Linked DNA regions of Homo sapiens: region 2 is linked to region 1. A link is an interaction called in ENCODE POLR2A ChIA-PET data of the cell type or tissue named here. Cell type or tissue: B cell. All regions are shown on one strand. Each heading gives the region's core, and the rest is flanking DNA. Links, peaks and the distances in the headings are about the cores only.

Region 1 (9,732 bases), core at 2,351-4,850:
ACCAACAATGCACAAGGGTTCCAATTTTTCAGTATCCTTGCCAACATGTGTCATTCTCTGTTTTTTTGATAGTGGCCATTCTAATGGGTGTTAAGTTGGCTCTTTCTTTTGCATCTTTAAATTTTCTCTTTTGGGTTGCTCATATCAGCACAGTTTTATCTTAATAAAGAAATAAAAACCCCTTTAAGCCCATATTCTCCTCCAGCTACCACCTATTTATCTTCTCTCTTTTACAAGAAAATTCCTTGCAAGACTTGTACACATTCATCTATGTTGCTTCTTCCATTCTCTCTTCAAAACAGAGTTTTTAACAACATCCATGGGGAACTCTCTCAACACTGTGAGATAGGCTACTGATAACATGTCCCTAGCCAAATGCAATAACCAATTCTAAGTACTCATCTTCCTCAATTTCTCTGCAGTATTCGATACAGCTGATCACTTCCTCTTTCCTGAAACACGTCTTTCCCTTAGTCTTGGCGACACCACTCTCTAGGTTCTCCTATTTCACTGCCTACTCCTTCTCAATCTTTTTTGCTGATTCCTTCTCATCTCCATGATTTCTAAACTGTGGCATTCCCTCTGGCATTGTCCTCGGTCTTCTCTCTCATACTTAACATTTTCTCCTCCTCAGGTGACCTCATACAGTTTTGTGGCTTTAAAAACCATCCTATATGCTGACAACCTAAGTTAACATCTCTATCACAACCTCTCCCCCAAAGTGAATATTCTTAAATGTAAAGACCTATTCATATCTTCACTTGGATCTCAAATTTGATGTGTCCCAAACTACTGTTGATTCCCTTGAGCATCTGCTCTTCCTGTAGGTTTTCCCATCTCAGTAATGGCAACTTTACAGTCAGTGTCTCAAGCTTGATAGAAACCAGACATAATCCTTTACTCTCTTCAACAATACACCAGCTCTACTCCTGTTTCCATATAGTTTTTCTCCACATAGCATACAATGTGATCCTTTTCTAGTGGAAGTTTGCTGGTATCTTTCGATAGCTTCCATTTGATTCAGAATAAAATGCAAAATGCAAAGTTCTCACTATAACCTAAAAGCTTTATATGATTTGACCCTCACTTTGTCTTTGACCTTATCTTCTACTACTCTCCACCTTGTTCACTCTATTCCAGACAACTGGTCTCCCTGCTGTTTCTGGAACGCGCTAAGTACATTGTCATCTTAGAAACCTTTATACTTGTTCTTCCCTGTGCCCAGAATACTCTTTCCCTAAAAACTCGTATGACCTGCTCATTCACTTTCTTCAGATCTCTGCTCAAAATCACCTTGACAGGACTCTTTCAACTTCCGTACTCTTTCAACTTCCTTACATAAAACAGTACTACTACCCACGCTCACTTGTCAGTCATTCTCTATCCCTTCTGCCCTTACCACCACCTGACATATTGTGTGCCTTTCATAATCTGTCTTACTCATGGACTGTAAGATCAACAAGAGCAGGATCTCTGCTTTACTTATTGCTGTATTCCTAGTACTTAAAACAGTACTTGTCATATACTAGAGGTACTCAAATATTTGTTGAATGAATGAAAGGACTGAAGAAGTGACAACCTTCTTCAGAGTGGGAGGCCACTTTTCCTGAGATTTAATCCTGGGGTAGGCCTGCTTGTGGCCCTGTCTACACATATCATCATTTGCTGCTGTGACTTATAAAAGGAAATATTGTCCTTCTATTGATTTCTATCACAAAAAGGTTGGATTTCTTTCCCTACTTGGCTTCATATTTTTTTCTAAAAGCCATCTTATAATTACAAGTTCACAAAGACCTGCAAAGAAGTCTTTTTTTTTTTAATATATATACAGATTTTACAGATCCACAATTGCAGATGGTGCAGTCTGTTTAGGAAACACATCACTATAGACAGAATAGGGAAAAACAGACCCCACAGTACACAGCTTATCTCCAGGCGCATCAACTCAGTGGAAATCAACTTTCAGGGAGGAGGAATGGGAAAAAAAGAATATAGTTTAGACTTACGTGGTAAGAAGGAGGAAGGAAGCAAGAGAAGTTAAATGTTAACATGAAGGTACTTTCCTTATTGGAAGTTTAACTAACTCCTATTTTTTTTTAATAAAAAAGTAAGAACATAATAACCACATAGAATATATATATATATATTTCTTACCTCTCCCAATGAGAAATAGTGACGTGGAATTTGAGAATCAGGATATATATTCTCTAGGTACCAGGAAAAAGGTTTGCATTGTAGTTTGTGTCTTAGACCAACTCTTGACGATATATCTCCATAATCTACCTTTGTAACACCTGTTGAAAGAAATAATTGACTCTGAATTATTAGTGTTGTTTTAGGTAACACATGTTTATATATTGAATCTAATAAGCCAGATGAATCAGAACAGTGGTATCAGCTGGGTGATATGTGACTATACAAGTGGAGACACCATGAATCCACCAAAAGTATAAAGCAAGGAAAATACATTAAAATGTGTTTTAATTTTTCAGAGAAAAATGACATTTATGTGAGAATGAAATATAAGTGATATGGGATCAGTAAACTTCAATATATGTTAAGGCACAAACAAAAAAATCAAGGTCTATTTTGCTCAAATATTAAACAGAGCAATTGTTTGCAGTCAGGCTTCTCTCACACAACTCACTGAACTGTGCACCCTGCCACTTGACAGTCTTGCAGTAACTAAAAAATAAGGATGGACTAGTAACAATGTCAGGCCGACTTATAGCTGATGGAACAACTGTTCCTACAAAACTCTGAATAGCAAAGTTTCCGGAAAGAAGGCCCTGTGGCACGTTTTGGGCTCTCAGTGGCCTTGTGATACTTGACGAAAGCCTCCTATGACAGCATTGAGGGCCTGCTTATAGAGAACGTTCATGACCCACTGCAAAAACAGTGGTTTTGTTATGTTGAATGAAAACTCCAAGAATCAAGAAAAAGTCATATAAGCTAGAAAAATGGCTGAAAATTTAACAAGATGAAACTTCACAGGAATAAATACTAAATGTTGCAGTTAGGTTTTAAAAAAAATAGAACATCTGCAAAACCTGGGCTAGCAACACTGACCTGGATAATTTATTACTGTTAATTATATATTATTCTAGGCATTCTGCCAAGCACTTTCTATACTGTGTGTGATTTCATTCATTCCTTACAATGACCTTATGAGGCAGGTGTTCACCTCTGCTCAAAGCTTCACTTCTAACCTTCTTACTTCTCCTCCAGGATCAGGGTCAACAAAGGTACAGCCTTGTATTTCTAATGCAAAACAACGCTAACCTGGAGAAATTATATAGAAGAAATTCTTGAATTCATCCATCCACACTTCTGCAAGTCGTCTGTTATTTTTATTGATAATCTGCCCTGTGCCTCCTGGAAACGTGTAAGGTGTAGCTTTCCGAAACACATGTCCAACATGTGAGCATGTAACAATTTCCAAAGTTCCTCCACACTGCCAAATCTGAAAACAGCAGAGATGACCATGTAACATGTAGCTGAGTAATCAGGAAATGTTCACCTTAGTTTTCCCATAGTATTTTTCTTTTCAATTAAATAGGGGTTTGGCTTTTGTTTAAACTTAAATGGAACATATTGTAGTTACTGGTAAAAAGCTTCCAAAGTACCTCCATACTACCAAATCTGAAAATAACAGCAAAGACCATATATGACATTGATAGTTTTTAAAAAAGTATTGACATCTATTGGGTTCCACAGTTGGAATTTCGCAAAATCAGGGGCACATGATGGGCTCCGGCTGTATGGTTAGGTTACAAAGCCAGTGCTTCCTCAAGAGAAACATTTCTCTAATTTGGGTTCTGATCAAACCAAAAGTTGAAGATTAAAATAAAGAAAACATAGGTTAAAGGCTAAATACAGAAAAGATATGGGATCTAGAGCAGTATTTTTCTAACTGCAGGCCATTATACCTAAGAGAATCATAAATTCAAATTGATGAATTGCAACCTGTACTTGTTAACAAGGACATACTGTTTCATAAAATGTTTAAATTTTATGTTTTGTGTGTGCAGAATGTATAATGTATTTATTAATGTGGCTCATGGTTAAAAACAACCACCAAACAAAACCTGACCATGGAGTAACCAGCCAGATGCTCATCTGTTCACCCCTCTCCAAACCTGCGTCACGGCTTGTACATGAAACAGAACCTAGGAATCTCAACTAGATCCATTGTAAGTTCTTCAGTGAGACAGTAAAAGCATGTTTTGTTGTCTTTGTTAGAACAATAAAAACAAAAAAAGGGGCAGAAGAAAGATGATCAAGTATGGGCTTACATCCTTAATTTAATGAAATCCTTCTGTTTCTTTCAAAATACATTCCCCCCACCAAGTTAAAAATCTCATAACTCTTTATAATTAAAATAACATTTTGGAAAGTTCTGATTTTGTTAAATATTCAGTGTTCCTACCTTCAAGTTTTCCCAGGATTATAAGTGTTAGAGCTGGATAGGATCTCCAAGGTGATATTGAGTCCAACCCTCTCTTTGACAAGAAGGCAAAGCGATTCACTGGGAACAAAGTGAGCTCGCTGGTTCAGATTACAGTACACGTCAGTGTGATTTCCACTATAATAAGCTATGTGTCTAAAGTTGGTTATTTGCAAAAATATGCAATGCCATTTAAACGATATGTTGATTCTAGTGAACATGAAATGCAAAGACTTTATATGTAGACTGGGTTAAATTAATTTAGAGTCATTTTAGAATTCTTTCGCATTTTTATTGAAAAATATAAAGCTGGTAAAGTGACTAGGTTTTATATAAAAAAAATTTTCACACTAAAATAAAAAGCATATTACAAAATGTGAAATTTATGTTTAAATGTGAAATTTATGTTTTTGAGAGTAAAGCAGCAAAGTAGCATATCCAAACTATATATTAGCTTTTAGAGCTTAAATTACTTCCTTGAAAATAATAAAAATTAAAAACAACTAGGGAATCTTGTGTAAGTTTTATAGCTGAACTTCAAAGGTAACTAAATTATTTGCTTCAATAGTTTATAATGAACCCTTACTATCAGTCCTTTTTATGGACTGAAGGCTCTGAAGTTACATTAAACTTGTATTAAATTCAATTTTTATTTTTTATGTAGAGATACATGAATAATCAATGCACATCTATACTTGAAGTTAAATAAAAGATTAAATTTTTTTAAGGGAACTTACCCTAAAGGAAATTTCTAGGTTTTCTCCTCCCCAAATATCCATTCCAGCATCATATGTTCCAATTTCCTGAAAGTAATCTCTGTCTATTGAAAAAAGGCCTCCTGCCATGGTAGGTGTCCTGAAATTCAATAATGCTATACCATTAGCAATTTAAAATTTACAATCAATCAGTTTTTGTTTTTAAAAGCTGTTTCATAACTATTTATAACTACTGAGTAAGTACTTATTCTCACACTCTTCATAAACTTTCATACGCCCCAGGGGCTTTCTGTGTTTTATGCTGTGTTATTTGGTCTTCACACATGACCTGCACCATGGTCATGCTGACTGCTAGACTTGCTGTGTCATGCTTCTGCCCAGACATCCCTCTCTGTCACAGTCCTAAGAGTACTTTCTATCTTTCTTGGCCCTCAGGTCCTAACTGAGTTTAGATCTCAAACTCCTTAAATTAAAGCTGTTCCTCACAATCCTCTCCATCTGACTGTGCACCCACTCCACAGATCCTAGCAACTTCAAGGCAGTTGACTATATTAACCAAGTAGATTGAGGTTAGAGTTACCATGCCATGTTCTAAAGGGTGGCAAATAGTATAAATACATAAGATAAACTGGATGGAAACAGTGAGGTCTTTTCCTAATACCCACTAGAAATCTTTAAGGAGAGGAGACAAAATATAGAATAAAATCAATATGTTCCTTCCTGACTGTGTGGTATATTTTCTGCAAAAGAGGAGTCTAATTCATCAAAATAGGGCTCAGGTATGCAAAGGGAGTGGGAACATGTGAAATTAAGCAGAGAAATTATTAAGAAATGAAGGAAGATTTAAATAAATGAATATCAGCCCATTTGATTTTTATAAAGAACAAGTATGGAGAAAAAGTAAACTCCAACCAGGAGAAAAAAATAAGTTACAGGGACCAAAGATACCACGAAGATTATATTTTAAGATGAACCCTAAAATGTACTCATTGCCTTTCCAGAGGAAACAGTTGTTTCCAAAAAAGGTTTGGACTTATTTTGATTTTAGAAGAAAAAAAGAATGAGAAAAGGATTTAAAAGAAACAGCCAAAATTCAGAATTATCATTTAATACAGGGTTTTCTTGACCTGAGTTTTTTGTGTGCTAAATCTTCTGCATGTACATGTGCATTTTTCTCCATTAGAGAAGACCCATAGCTTTCACCAGATTTTCAAAAAATTTTGTCATTTTTGAAATGTTTAGGAACCCCTGATTTAGATAGTGAATTGCACTAACAGCTAAAGAGAAGAAAAGTCCCTTGCACTACTACTACTAAGAACTCAGGCTAAGGAAAAAAGCACACAGTCAGTGGAAAATCTCTTCAGTGTTGCCAGAACTGAACTTGAATTCAAGGGAAGGCAGACGCAGGAGGCCCAAAAACAGAAAAGCTGAAGCCTGGTTCTGAAGGAACTCTTAATACAGAAGTAGCAGGTCGGTACAATGGGGCTAAATTCTAGGATGGCTCAGAAGAGCTCAAAGGTCTCAATTTCATGTTCTAAAAAGAGCATGAAGATTTTTATTCCATCCTGAAAAAAAAATCTATATATGACCAAGTAGAGAAAAAAAATCAGAGAATAAATGGATTAATGAATTTTTTTATATTTTGTGTCAATTCTAGCTATTTTTATGTTTTACACAAGCTTTTCTAACTTTACCAGTCAATAACTGTCATCCAGATGGTACAAGTCTGAATTTAAAATTGTACATTTTAATGCAAGGACCCAGTTTTAGGTAGTATCTTCACATACTGACACAATTAATTAAGCTAAGTATTATTATCCTTAATAACTGAATTAAAGTACAGATCTGACGCATTTGCAAAATGTTCATAAAGGAATGAAAAAACACGCATGTCATCATTTCTCATGTGCACTAGATTTATAGAATAAGCAAAAATTTCTAATTTTATTAGAGGAGAAATCCTTCTTTAAAACACTCACATATGTGAAAGATGGCTGTTAACTACCATAAGGTATACGAATGCTTCACGTTTCTCAAAATACACTTATCCATTTGATATGATTCCCAAAGCTCCACAACCTTCTGCCAATAACACTTTAGGCAAAATGTCTGACAAATTAATTACCTGACAGGAAGAGTCCGATCACCTTTCCTTCTGTCCATTTCTCTTTGGGGAACAGGATACCAGCGAAAATTGAGCTTCCAGTTGAACCCACCATAGGTCATATCAGAGCCTGCCATGTACTCAAAAGTATCATCACTGATCACATCGATGATGGGACACACCACTGTTCTCCTGATGTCATAAAAGCAAGTTAAGAAATCTTTCAAAACATTCCTGTTTAATGCCAACTACAGAACAATTGTATAGTAAGTGTTTTTATTTTTTATTTTTTCCCTTGAAACAGGGTATCACTACTCTGTCACCACCCAGGCTGGAATGCAGTAGTGCAATCAGGGGCCACTGCAGCCTCGACCTCCTCAAGTGATCTTCCCACCTCAGCTTCCTGAGTAGCTGGGACCACGGCTGGGATCACATAACACCACACTCAACTAATTAAAAAAATTTTTTTTTTGTTTTTTATATTTAAGACTTTAATCTTCAAGGGACTGATTTTAACTATGATATACAGTAAGTATCCAACTTCATTTATTTCTTCTATGGATAACCAGTTGTTCCACCACTATTTATGTAATGGTCCCTTTTTCTTCTGCTGTAACTATGAGTGACTGCTCTGTCATAAATCAAGATTACATACAAAAATGAGCTGGTTTCTAGACCCTACCCTGTTTCACTAGTCTATTTGTGAATTCCTGCATCAATATACCACTGCCATAATTAACACAGCTTTAAAATAAGTCTTGACGCCTAGTAAGGCAAGCCCCCTTAGATCTGATTCTTCTTCAGAAGCATCCCAACTATTTTTTTTCTTTTTACAGTTCCGTATCAATGCTAGAATCGGCCTGTACAGTCTCTCAAAGAAAATTCTGTGGAGATTTCAATTGGAAATGCACTGAATTTATATATGAATTTGGGTAGAATTGATACTCTTATGATATTGACTTTCCTATCCATTTCTCTCTCAAGATTTTTTCGTGAATTTCAGTAAATCTTTTGATAAACATATTCCTATGTGTAGTCTATGACTGCCATTGCTATTACGAATGGTATCTTTTCTTTTTGCATTATATTTTCTAAGTATTCCTTGTTGGTGTGAAATAAACTTTTCATTCTTTTGTTTGGAGATGGAGTCTCACTCCTGTTGCCCAGGCTAGAGGGCAATGGTGCACTCTTGGCTCATTGCAGCCTTGACTTCCTGAGTTCAAGCGATCCTCCCGACTCAGCCTCCCAAGTAGTTGGGACTATAGGCATGCACCACCACGACTGCCTAATTTTTTGTATTTTTAGTAGAGCTGGGGTTTCGCCATGTTGGCCAGACTGGTCTCGAACTCCTGGGTTCAAGTGATCTGCCCACCTCGGTCTCCCAAAGAGCTGGGATTACAGGCGTGAGCCACTGCTCTAGCCTGAACTTTTCTATAGTAATCTCGTGTTTGGCAACATTGCTAAATTCTTATTGTTTCTATTATTTTATGTATAGATTCGTTTTCTTCACAAACACATACACAATTGACAACAATGCTTTTCCTTTTTCCAATAAATAAATGTTCTTTATTTACTGTAGTACTGCAAAACCTAAGAAAGACTTCTAATAATACTAACTGGTGATTGAGGGCATTAACATCTTCTTCCACATCTTTTTAAAAAATGCTTCCAACATTTCTCCATTAACATGATTTCTGCTTGCAAAGGCTTTTTTTTTTTTTTTAAGCCATCCTTTCTTGGATTAGTAAACTTCCACTGTATAATAGTTTGCTAAGTATTTTCTAACAATAAATTCATGTTAAATTTCAGTGAACCCTTTTTCATTATCTATGGGAGTGATCAGAGGTGTTTAATAAGTTTGTAATCACAGTTTTAAAAATACATTAATGGGATGTATTAAACGAATTAGTTTTTGTAATATTACGCTAAACCAAGCAGTCATGATATCATGATATGTTTTTTACACGCATACGTGCACGTGTGTGTGTGTATATTGCTGGTTTAGTTTGCTGGTATTGTGAGATTTTTGTACTAGCATTCATGAACAGATTTGCACTGTAATTTTCCTTGTAGTACTTTTCTGGTTTTCATATCACAGTTATACCAGCCTCATAAAAAGAGTTTGGTTCGTTTCCTCTTTTTCTATATTGTTTACAAATTCTTAGGGGAGATTTGTTTCCCCTCTGCCACTGCATACCAAGGTTGAGACAGGCAAGTTTTCTCTGATGTGGTGGGATTAATTTTTCATTCTTGCTTTATACTAAGATACAGATTTCAAGAGCCCAGCTTTATACAGGTGTTTGCTATTAACCTTCTCACCTGAGGCAGGACCTAGGTTTTTGTCTCCTATCCTTCCATCTTATTTGTCTCTCAAGGCAGAAGCTTAGTGACCCCAAAGTTCAGCAGAAACCCTACCAGCGAAAGCTGGCTTTAGTGTTTGGACTGCACATTTGCTCTCACTTCTT
Region 2 (9,732 bases), core at 3,285-5,784, 130 kb after region 1:
GAACTTCTCAATAGATGGAGAATTCAGTGACTCTGGATGTCACTTATTCTACTTTTGTTAGTTCCCTTAGCGATTTCTTCCTTACATTGACAGGAAATCTGTATCCTTTAGTTTCACCTTAACATCTATTAATATTTTATCTGACTTTAATACAGTTAGACACCTAGTTTTCTATTTTGATATTTTTTCCCTGTCCTTTCATTTTCAACTCTCCATGCCTTGTTTTAGGTATGTCTCTTTAAGATGGCATATAATGGATTTTTAAAAATCTATACAATAAATTTTGTCTTCAAAACTGAGCTTATTCTACTTTTAATTATATTTGAATTTATTTCTTGTACTTTTATGGTTTCTATTTTTCTTATGTTTTCAGTTTTTATTTCTTCCATCTTTCCTTAATTTAAAAATTCATTCAAGGCTAGGCACGGTAGCTCATGCCTGTAATCCCAATACCTTGAGAGGCTGAGGTGGGAAGAATGATTGAGCCCAGGGCAACACAGCAAGACCCCCATCTCTACAAAAAATAAAAAACTTAGCTGGGTATGGTGGCGTGCACCTGTAGTCCCGGCTAGCTGAGAGGCTGAGATGGGAGGATGGCTTGAGCCCAGGAGTTTGAGGCTGCAGTGAGCTATCACACCATTGTATGCCAGCCTGGAAGACTGAGTGAGACCCTATTTCTAAAAAAAAAAAAATTAGAGTCATTCAGCCTTTTTTCTTTCACTTTATTTTTATGCATTTAGTAGTTTGGAGATTATATACTCTATTTCTTCTAGAAAGTTTAATAATATTTATATTTATTGATAATTTATTGGTTTAATTGCTAACCATTTCTTCATGTATCTCAGACCAAAATTTTAATTAGTAAACTATCTTTTGTTCCTGGCTGCTTTTTAAAAAACTTTTTATTTCATAATAATTACAGATTCACAGAAAGCTACAAAAATAGAAAAGAGGGGCCCTTTGTACCCTTCCCCGCAGTTTTCCCCAATGGTTACATGTTACTTAACTATAATACAATGGCAAAATGAGGAAATTGATATTGGCACATTGTGTATATATAGTTCTATCTCATTGTATCACATGTGTAGATTTCTGTAAGCATCACTCAGTAGTTTCAAGATACAGAATGATTTTATTATGACAGAGATCTCCCTTATGCTACCACTTAACAGCCACACCCAAACCTCCTACCATCACTAACCCCTGGCAACTATTAATCTGCTCTCCATCTCTATAATTTTATATTTTTGAAAATATTACATAACTGGAATCATGCTGCATGCTATGAATTGAATTATGTTTAACCTCAATGTGACTGTATTATTAACACTCAATGTGACTGTGTTTGGAAATACAGCCTTTAATGAGGTTAAACAAAGAGACACCAGGGAACTTTTCTCTCTCTCTCTCTCTCTCTCTCTCTCTCTCTCTCTCTCTCTCCCCTCCCTCTCTCTCATTCTCTCTGCCATATGAGGGCAGGGAAACAGTGATTTTCTGCAAGCCAGGAAGAGAGCTTTCACCAGAAATCTACCCTGCTGGGCCTTGATCTGGGATTTCTAGCCTCCAGACTGTAAGAAAATACATTTTTATTGTTTACACCCCTCAGTCTATGGTATTTTGTTATGGCAACTAGCACAGACTCATGCCTCATTTTGTACCTTGGCTTTTCACTCAGCCTAATATTCTTGAAATCTAATCAAGTTTCTGGGTGTTTCAATAATTTGTTCCTTTTTATTGCTGACTTATATTTCACCTGACCGTTTTTAAGAGCTTCAATTTGTCTTTGGTGTTCTGCAGACTAGTATGATATGTCCAGGTGTTAATTTCTTTTCTTTTCTTCTTTTTAAGTTATTCTTGGAACTTGTTGCACTTCCTGAATTTGAGAATTGGTATCATTAATCAATTCTGAAAAATACTCAGCCATTATCTCTTCTGATATGGCCTCTCTCCTATTCTCTTTCCTTTCCTTTTGGAACTCTGATTAGACTTATTAAATGTTCTCACTCTATCCTTGATATCTCTTAACTTTTCTTGTATATTTTCCATCTCTGCATCTTTTTGTTGTATTCTGGGTCATATCTTCAGATTTATATCCCAGTTCACTTATTCTTTCCTGTAGTCTAATTCATCCTTTGAGTTTTTAATATCAATTATTATTTTATAAAACTTTATGATGATATAATTCTTATACCAAAAATAATTTTTAAAGTATAGAATTTTAGTGTTTTTCAGTGTATTCACAGATTTGCGCATCTACCACCACCATTAACATGCAGAACATTATCATCAACCGCAAAAGAAACTCCATATTTATTGGCAGTCATTCCCCATTCTCCTCGTCTCCCAACCCCTAGAAATTACTAATCTACTGTCTATTTTTATAGCTTTGCCTATTCTGGAAATTTCATATAAAAGGAGTACTATAATATATGTAGCCTTTTGTGTCTGGCTTTTTTTCATTCAGCATGAGGTTTGCAAGATCCATTTTGCATGGGTACTTTATTTCATTTTATTGCAAGGTAATATTCTATTGTATATGCCACATTCCACACCACTGTTTGTTAACCATGCTTCAGTTGATGGACATTTGGGTTGTTTCTACTTTGGCACTGCTATGAACATTTAGATGTACAAGTTTGTGTGTAGTTTTGAATTATCTTGTTTGTATGCATGAGAGTAGAATTGCTGGGACATGCAGTAGGTAACTCTATGTTTAATCAGTTGAGGAACTGCCAAACTGTTTCCTAAAGTGGCTGCAGGATTCAACATTCCCACCAGCAATGTGTGAGAATTTAAGTTTTCCTACATCCTTGCCAACACATATTACTTCCATTTTTTATATTAGAGCCACCATAGTTGGTGTGAGGTGGTAGTATCTCATTGTGTCTCTGATTAATAATTTGCTAACGAATATTTTTGCGTGTGCAGATACACACAAATTCCTTTTGAATTGTCTTGGCATCTTTTTCAAAAATCAGTAAATGTAAGGGGTAATTTCTGGAGTCTCAGTTCTATTCCATTGATTTGTATGTCTATTCTTATACCACACTGCACTGATTACTATAGCTGTATAGTAAGCTTTGAAATCAGGAAGTGTGAATGCTCCAATTTTATCCTTATTTTTCAAGATAATTTGGCTATTCTGGATCCCTTCCATTTCTATACGAGTTTTTGGATTAATCTTTCGAAATTCCTAAGATTTTGATAGGGGATGTATTTAGTTTGAATATCAGTTTGAAGATTATTGCCACTTTACCAATACTGAGTCTTCCAATCCATGAGCATGTGATGTCTTTATAGTGATTTGGGTCTAATTTTATTTATTTATTTATTTATTTATTTATTTATTTATTTATTATTTTTTTGAGACAGAGTCTCGCTCTATCACCTAGTCTGGAGTGCAGTGGCACGATCTTGGCTCACTGCAACTGCCACCTCCCAGGTTCAACCTCCCAGGTTGTAGCTGGGGTTACAGGTGCACACCACCAGAACTGGCTAATTTTTTCTGTTTTTAATAGAGATGGGGTTTCGTTTTGTTGGCCAGGCTGGTCTTGAACTCCTGGCCTCATGTGATCCACCTGCCTCAGCCTCCTAAAGTGGTGGGATTACAAGCATGAGCCACCACACTTGGCCCTAATTTAATTTCTTTCAATGATGTTTTGTAATTTTCAGTGCACAAGTTTTACTCCTCCTAAGTTTATTTCTAAGTATTTTATTCTTTTTGATGCTATTATAAACATAATATTTCCAAATTTTACGTTCAGATTGCCCATTGCTTACATATAGAAATATAATTGCTTTTTGTATATTGATACTGTATCCTGCAATCTTGTTGATTTTATATAATTTTACTTCTTCCCTTCCAATCTGAATGTTTTATGTTTCTTTCTTGCTTAATTGCTGTGGCTGGAACTTCCAATATATCATGTTGAATAGAAGCAGTGAGAGCGGATATCCTTGTCTTGTTCCTGATCCTAGGGGGAAAATACTCAGTTTTTCACCTTTAAATACATTGTTAGCTATGTGTTTTTCATGGATGGCCTTTATCAGATTGAGGAATTTCTCCTTTATCCCTAGAGTTTTTTTTTTTTTTTATGAAAGGATGGGTTTTGTGGAATGTTTTTCTATGTCTATTGAGATGATCATGTAGTTTTTGCCCCCTTACTCTACTAATATGACATGTTACATTGATTGATTTTCATATGGTAAGCCAAGCTCACATACTGTGATAAATCCCACGTGGTCATGATGTATAATCCTTTCTATATGCTGCTGAAATCAGTTTGCTGGTATTTTGATGGGGATATTTCAGTCTGTATTCAAAATTGGTCTGTAGCTTTCTTGTGATGTTTTTGTCTAGTTTCGGTGTCAGGGAAATTCTGGTCTCAGAGAGTAAGTTGGGAAGTATATACCAATTCTAATTTTTACAAGAGTTTGTGAAAAACTCATGTTAATTCTTTCTTAAAAGCTCAGTAGAGTCCAGTAGTTTAGCCATGTGGGTTGGGCTTTTCTGTGTGGTTAGTTTTTGGTTTGTTTGTTTCTTCATTTGTTTTGTTGTTGTTGTTAATAGATAATTCAATCGCTTTACTTCTTGTCTCTCTGCTCAGACTTCCTCTTTCATTTTGAGACAGTTTTGATAGTTTGTATGTTTCTAGAAATTTGTTCTTTTAGGTAACCTAACTTGTTGGCATGCAATTATTCATAGTATTTCCTTAAATTCCTTTTTATTTATTGAAGATCAATAATGATATCTCATCTTTCATTCCTGATTTTAGCAATTTGAGCCTTCTATCTTTTTCTCTTGGTCAGTCTAGCTAAAGTTTTGTCAATTTTTAAAAATCTTTTCAAATCAATGACTCTTTTGGGGGCAATACTTAATCCAAAAGGATGAATGGATAATGATGTAACTTTAGGTGACAATTTTAGAGCTTGGTTAGAAGAGTATTTACATTAAATATAAAACAGTAACATTATTTTGGGGAAATTTCTAACATTTACCTGAGAGCATTGGTGAAAGGAAATCGTATTTTACTGTCATTTACTGAGATTCTGGGTACAGAGAAGTCTCCTTTGGCTATAAATAGGAAAGAGATACCAGTGAACTTATTTTAAAAAAGGAAACTTTTGGTGATTATCTCCATTATCTTTCTATTCTTTATTTATTTCTCTCTCTACTCTTTATGATTTTTTTTCCTTCTGCTTCTTTGGGTTTAGTTTGCTCTTCTTTTTCTAATATCTTAAGGTAGAATATCAGGTTCTTAATGTGGATTTTTTTCTTTTTTTTTAAATATAGACATTTATCAGTATACATTTCCCTCTAAGCATTAATTTCACTGCATCCCAGAAACTTCGGCATATTGCATTTTTATTTTCATTCATTTTCTAATTTCCCTTGTGATTTCTTCTTTGACTCTTTAGTTACTTAGAAGAATATTGTTTAATTTCTACATATTTGTGAACATCTCCAATTTTTTTCTGTTATCAGTTTTTAATTTCATTCCATTGTGGTCAGAGAATCTATTTCATATAATTTCAAAATTGATTTTTAAATTTATTGGGGCTTGGCTGGGCGCGGTGGCTCACGCCTGTAATCCCAACACTTTGGGAGGCCAAGGTTGGTGCATCATCTGAGGCCAGGAGTTCGAGAGCAGCCTGGCCAACATGGCGAAACCCCATCTCTACTAAAAATACAAAAATTAGTGGGGTGTGGTGGCTTGCACCTGTAGTCCCAGCTACCCGGGAGGCTGAGGTAAGAGAATCACTTGAACCTGCGAGGCAGAGGTTGCAGTGAGCCGAGTTCGCGCCACTGCACTCCAGCCTGAGCGACAGAGCGAAACTTCATCTCAAAGAAAAAAAAAATTACTGGGGCTTGTTATATACCATAGCATAGGGACTGTTCTGGAGAATATTCCATGTGCACTTAAGAAAAATGTATACTCTGCTGTTATTGAATGGAATGTTCTATTTGTGTCTGTTAGGTCTTGTTGGTTTATATTGTACATCATCTTTCTTTTATTGATCTTCCTCATTCTTGAAATATTATTTTTTATTTCTAGAAAATCTTTTGGTCCTTTAAAATTATGCTTGGTTACTTTTAGTTAGTTATTTCTCTCTAGTTTAATTTTGACTCCCCCTTTTTAAATTTCTATATACCCACTAAACAAGCTTATTTTATAATTAGTATCTATTTAATTCCAGTAGTTGGCATCTTTGTAGATTGAGTATGCTATCTGCTATCACTCATTACCTTGTTTGTTGTTGTTGTTTGTTTGTTCGTTTGCTTTGAGATGGAGTCTCGCTCTGTCGCCCAGGCTGGAGTGCAGGGCAGTGACACGATCTCGGCTCACTGCAACCTCCACCACCCAGGTTCAAGTGATTCTCCTGCCTCAGCCTCCTGAGTAGCTGGGACTGCAGGCGCACGCCACCATGCCTAGCTAATTTTTGTATTTTTTAGTAGAGATGGGGTTTCACCATGTTAGCTAGGATGGTCTTGATCTCCTGACCTCGTGATCCACCCGCCTCGGCCTCCCAAAGTGCTGGGATTACAGGCATGAGCCACCGCGCCCAGCCTCATTACCTTGTTTTGCATATATTCTATAATATTTGACAGAGAGCTCCTATTCTTTGGAACTTTGAGGCTTCAATTTAAGGTATTTTCTTTCATGAAAGATTTGGTTTGCTTCTGCGGATGCTTGAGATTACTCTAAATTTTCAAACTGAGATTTTTAAAACCTAATGAGTAGTTTGAATTCAGGCCAAAACCCATATGAGGCCTGCTTAGGATTACACATTATCAGGGCTGCATTTTTCCTCCTTCACTCAATGTCAAAGTTAAGACAGGCAAGTTTCCTTACAATTTTTTTCTTTAGGGTTAATTTATTTGCAATCTATCATTATGCTGCCACTATACCCCTTGTGTTTCTAACTTTATGCAGGGATCTCCTTTTAGATTCTGCACTTTGGGCGGGTCTTGGATTTTAGCTCCTGTTTGTCATAGCACGAAGGACCATCTAATGAAAACTCAGGGTCACCATTGCTGGGCAAATGGCCTCAAGATGAAAGCCAATCTCAGTGCTATCTTTCATATCTGGATTTCAACATTTATTTCATTTTGACCTGTGAGGCTTCCTTACTGCCTTGCAAGCTCAGTGCTACATTTATAAGTACATGTATTTTATTTTAAAATTTTTTTGTGGAGATGGGGGTCTTGCTATGTTGCCCAGGTTGCTGATCTTGACCTCTGAGCCTCAAGCTATCCTCCTGCCTCAGCTCCCAAAGTGCTGGGATTACAGGCATGAGCCACTGTGCCCAGCCAAGTGCATATATTTTAAATTTTTATTCAGCAGGTTTAGTTGTTTTCTGGGGAAGAGTTATTTATGTTTTATACATGTCTGTTAAGTCTAGTTGGTTTATAATGTTGTTGAAGTCATCTTTTTAAATAGATCCTCTGCCTAATTCTTGAAATATTATATTTTCCATTTCTAGGACTTCTTTTTGGCCTTTAAAATTATTCTTGGCTTTTTTTTGGGGGGGGGGGAGGATGGAGCCTTACTCTACATCCAGGCTGGAGTGCAGTGGTGTAATCACGGGTCACTGCAGCCTTGACCTCCCGGGCTTAAGTGATTCTCTTGCCTCAGCCTCCCAAGTAGTTGGGACTACAGACATGCACATGCCACCATGCCCAGCTAATTTTTTGATTTTTTTGTAGAGATGGGATCTCTCTATGTTACCTATGCTGACCATGAAGTCCTGGACTGAAGTGATCCTTCCACCTCGGCTTCCTCAAGTGCTGGAATTACAGGTGTGAGCCACCATGCCTGGCCTGGTTGATTTTTGTTTTGGTGCTGTGGGAGGAATGCCTGCCTTGGAGGAAAGAAAGATCTGCATTTTTTTCCCTAATTAATTTTATTTTATTGTGGTAAAGACATTAAATTCACTCTTTTAATAATATTTAGAGCATACAAAATGGTATTGTGGTATTGTTAACTATAAGCACGATGTTCCACAAATCTCTAGAACTCATTGATCTTGCATAACCCAAACTTTATGCCCATTGATTGCTGGCCTGTTTGTTTTTTTTTTTTTTTCCAGAAGGAGTTTTGCTCTTGTCGCCCAGGCTGGAGTTCAATGGCATGATCTTGGCTCCCTGCAATCTCTGTCTCCCAGGTTCAAGCGATTCTCCTGCCTCAGCCTCCTGAGTAGCAGGGATTACAGGTGTGCATCACCACACCCAGCTAATTTTTGTATTTTTAGTAGAGATGGGGTTTCACCATGTTGGCCAGGCTGGTCTCAAACTCCTGGTCTCAGGTGATCTGCCCGCCTCAGCCTCCCAAAGTGCTGGGATTACAAGCATAAGCCACTGTGCCCGGCCTGGCCTGGTTCTTTTTATTTAGCTCTCTGTCTCTAGTCATATTTTATATATATGACTAGAGAGTATGATGGCCAGTAGTATGATAATGTGGTGCAGTGTGTTCTGTACATGTATCAAACATACAAGTACAGAACGTATCTAAAGTAACTGCTCTACACTGCCCTATACTATAAACTAGTCCTCAAAAGCGTAGCAAGTTCTACAGTTTGGAGAAATTTGCACATTAAAAAGTTGCCACTTTTAACTACCTTCTTTTATGCATTGATAGTTTATGCATTGATAGTCAGAAAAGGTCCCCCTTTAAGAGAAGATGCTTGGGGCCTAACCATTCTCACTGTTCACACTTATCTCCTCTACTCTTGAGATCATCCAGTCTCCTTGACACTAAGAAAAGAGTGTTCTCAAAGCAGACAGCAGCAGGAGGAACCAATGTGTGAGGACAAACAACAGGAGCAAAGTGCCAAGCTGAAGCTTAGGAGCAGGTGGATAGTCAGATAAAAGAGTGGAGTGGAGTGTGAGAGCCAGATGGAAGGGTCATGGCCATAGCCATGTAGGGTAGGAGTGCCACAGAACAGACCTCCAATATTTGAGATCAGTTTCAAGTCACCTCTGGTCCTTCTCCAGGACATGCCTCTCTATCTTTCACACTGTGGCATGAAACTGCCACTTCAGATGTTGCTAGCAGAGCCATACCCTCCAGTCACTCCATTAATGCAGTCAGCCAGAGCTGCTCTAGCTTTGCCCTGTTGATTCATTTTGAGCTGTCACCTAAAACACCCCAATTCTTTTCCATAGCTAAAACAAATTCATTTTTCTCCCATTTTTTACCTAGTTGCATGGAGTTTTGTTTTTGTTTTGTCTGTTTTTTAAAAAAAAATTTGAGTTCACGAACACACATTTATCACTTCACCTTGTTAGATGCAGCCTGCCATTCTAGGCAGCAAGAGGTTTTGGCCCAATTCTGTCTTCATTAGCTTTTACTATCTTTCTTGGTTTCATGTCATCTGTCAATTTTATGAGTACTTCACTGTGTATACATCTAAATCACTGATAAAAATATTGAGCCAGATCAAGGCACACCTCTTGAAGTTTCCTTTGAAGCTGATATTGATGCATTACTCAATACCCTTTGGGTGTGATTGCTCAACCAGTTATTATTCCACCTAGTTGTACTTGTACCCAGGACAAATCTGCATGGTTGTCATGTATCTTTTTCTCAATAGCTTTTTGGTAAGTACACATTTTACTGACCTACCAGCATAGAAACCATCTCAAAAGAGTGAAACCAAGGCAAGTTTAACAAAACTTGTTCTTGGTGCATCCAGTTTAGAACCTAGCGATTCCCTGGATCCTTGATTATT

Evidence for each region. ChIA-PET counts read pairs that join two places held together with the same protein. Peaks named below come from ENCODE experiments on the same cell type or tissue, not always from the same donor. Only the 100,000 strongest peaks of a DNase experiment are listed, where the experiment ranks them.
Region 2: POLR2A ChIA-PET joins it to region 1 with 6 read pairs; 3 of 35 experiments call an interaction of 5 or more read pairs at or near these places.

Annotation. Positions count from the first base shown.
Region 1 is chr18:35,684,743-35,694,474 of GRCh38, reverse strand. It overlaps GALNT1 (polypeptide N-acetylgalactosaminyltransferase 1), which reads right to left. Exons shown (of 12, transcript NM_020474.4): 6 at 7,289-7,459; 7 at 5,185-5,302; 8 at 3,283-3,463; 9 at 2,155-2,294. LOC105372064 (a long non-coding RNA gene) reads left to right here. Exons shown (of 5, transcript XR_935377.3): 5 at 4,032-4,399. LOC124904285 (a long non-coding RNA gene) reads left to right here and starts at 7,544. Exons shown (of 2, transcript XR_007066342.1): 1 at 7,544-7,795; 2 at 8,104-8,408. RefSeq lists enhancers at 5,499-5,548, 5,569-5,618. In B cell, for the core only: no CTCF peak of the experiment used is centred there; no DNase peak of the experiment used is centred there.
Region 2 is chr18:35,559,809-35,569,540 of GRCh38, reverse strand. No RefSeq gene overlaps it. Among named protein-coding and RNA genes, the nearest start is that of GALNT1, 17 kb to the left of the region's middle. In B cell, for the core only: no CTCF peak of the experiment used is centred there; a DNase peak (open chromatin) is centred at 4,520; H3K4me3 peaks cover 696 bases; H3K27ac peaks cover 807 bases.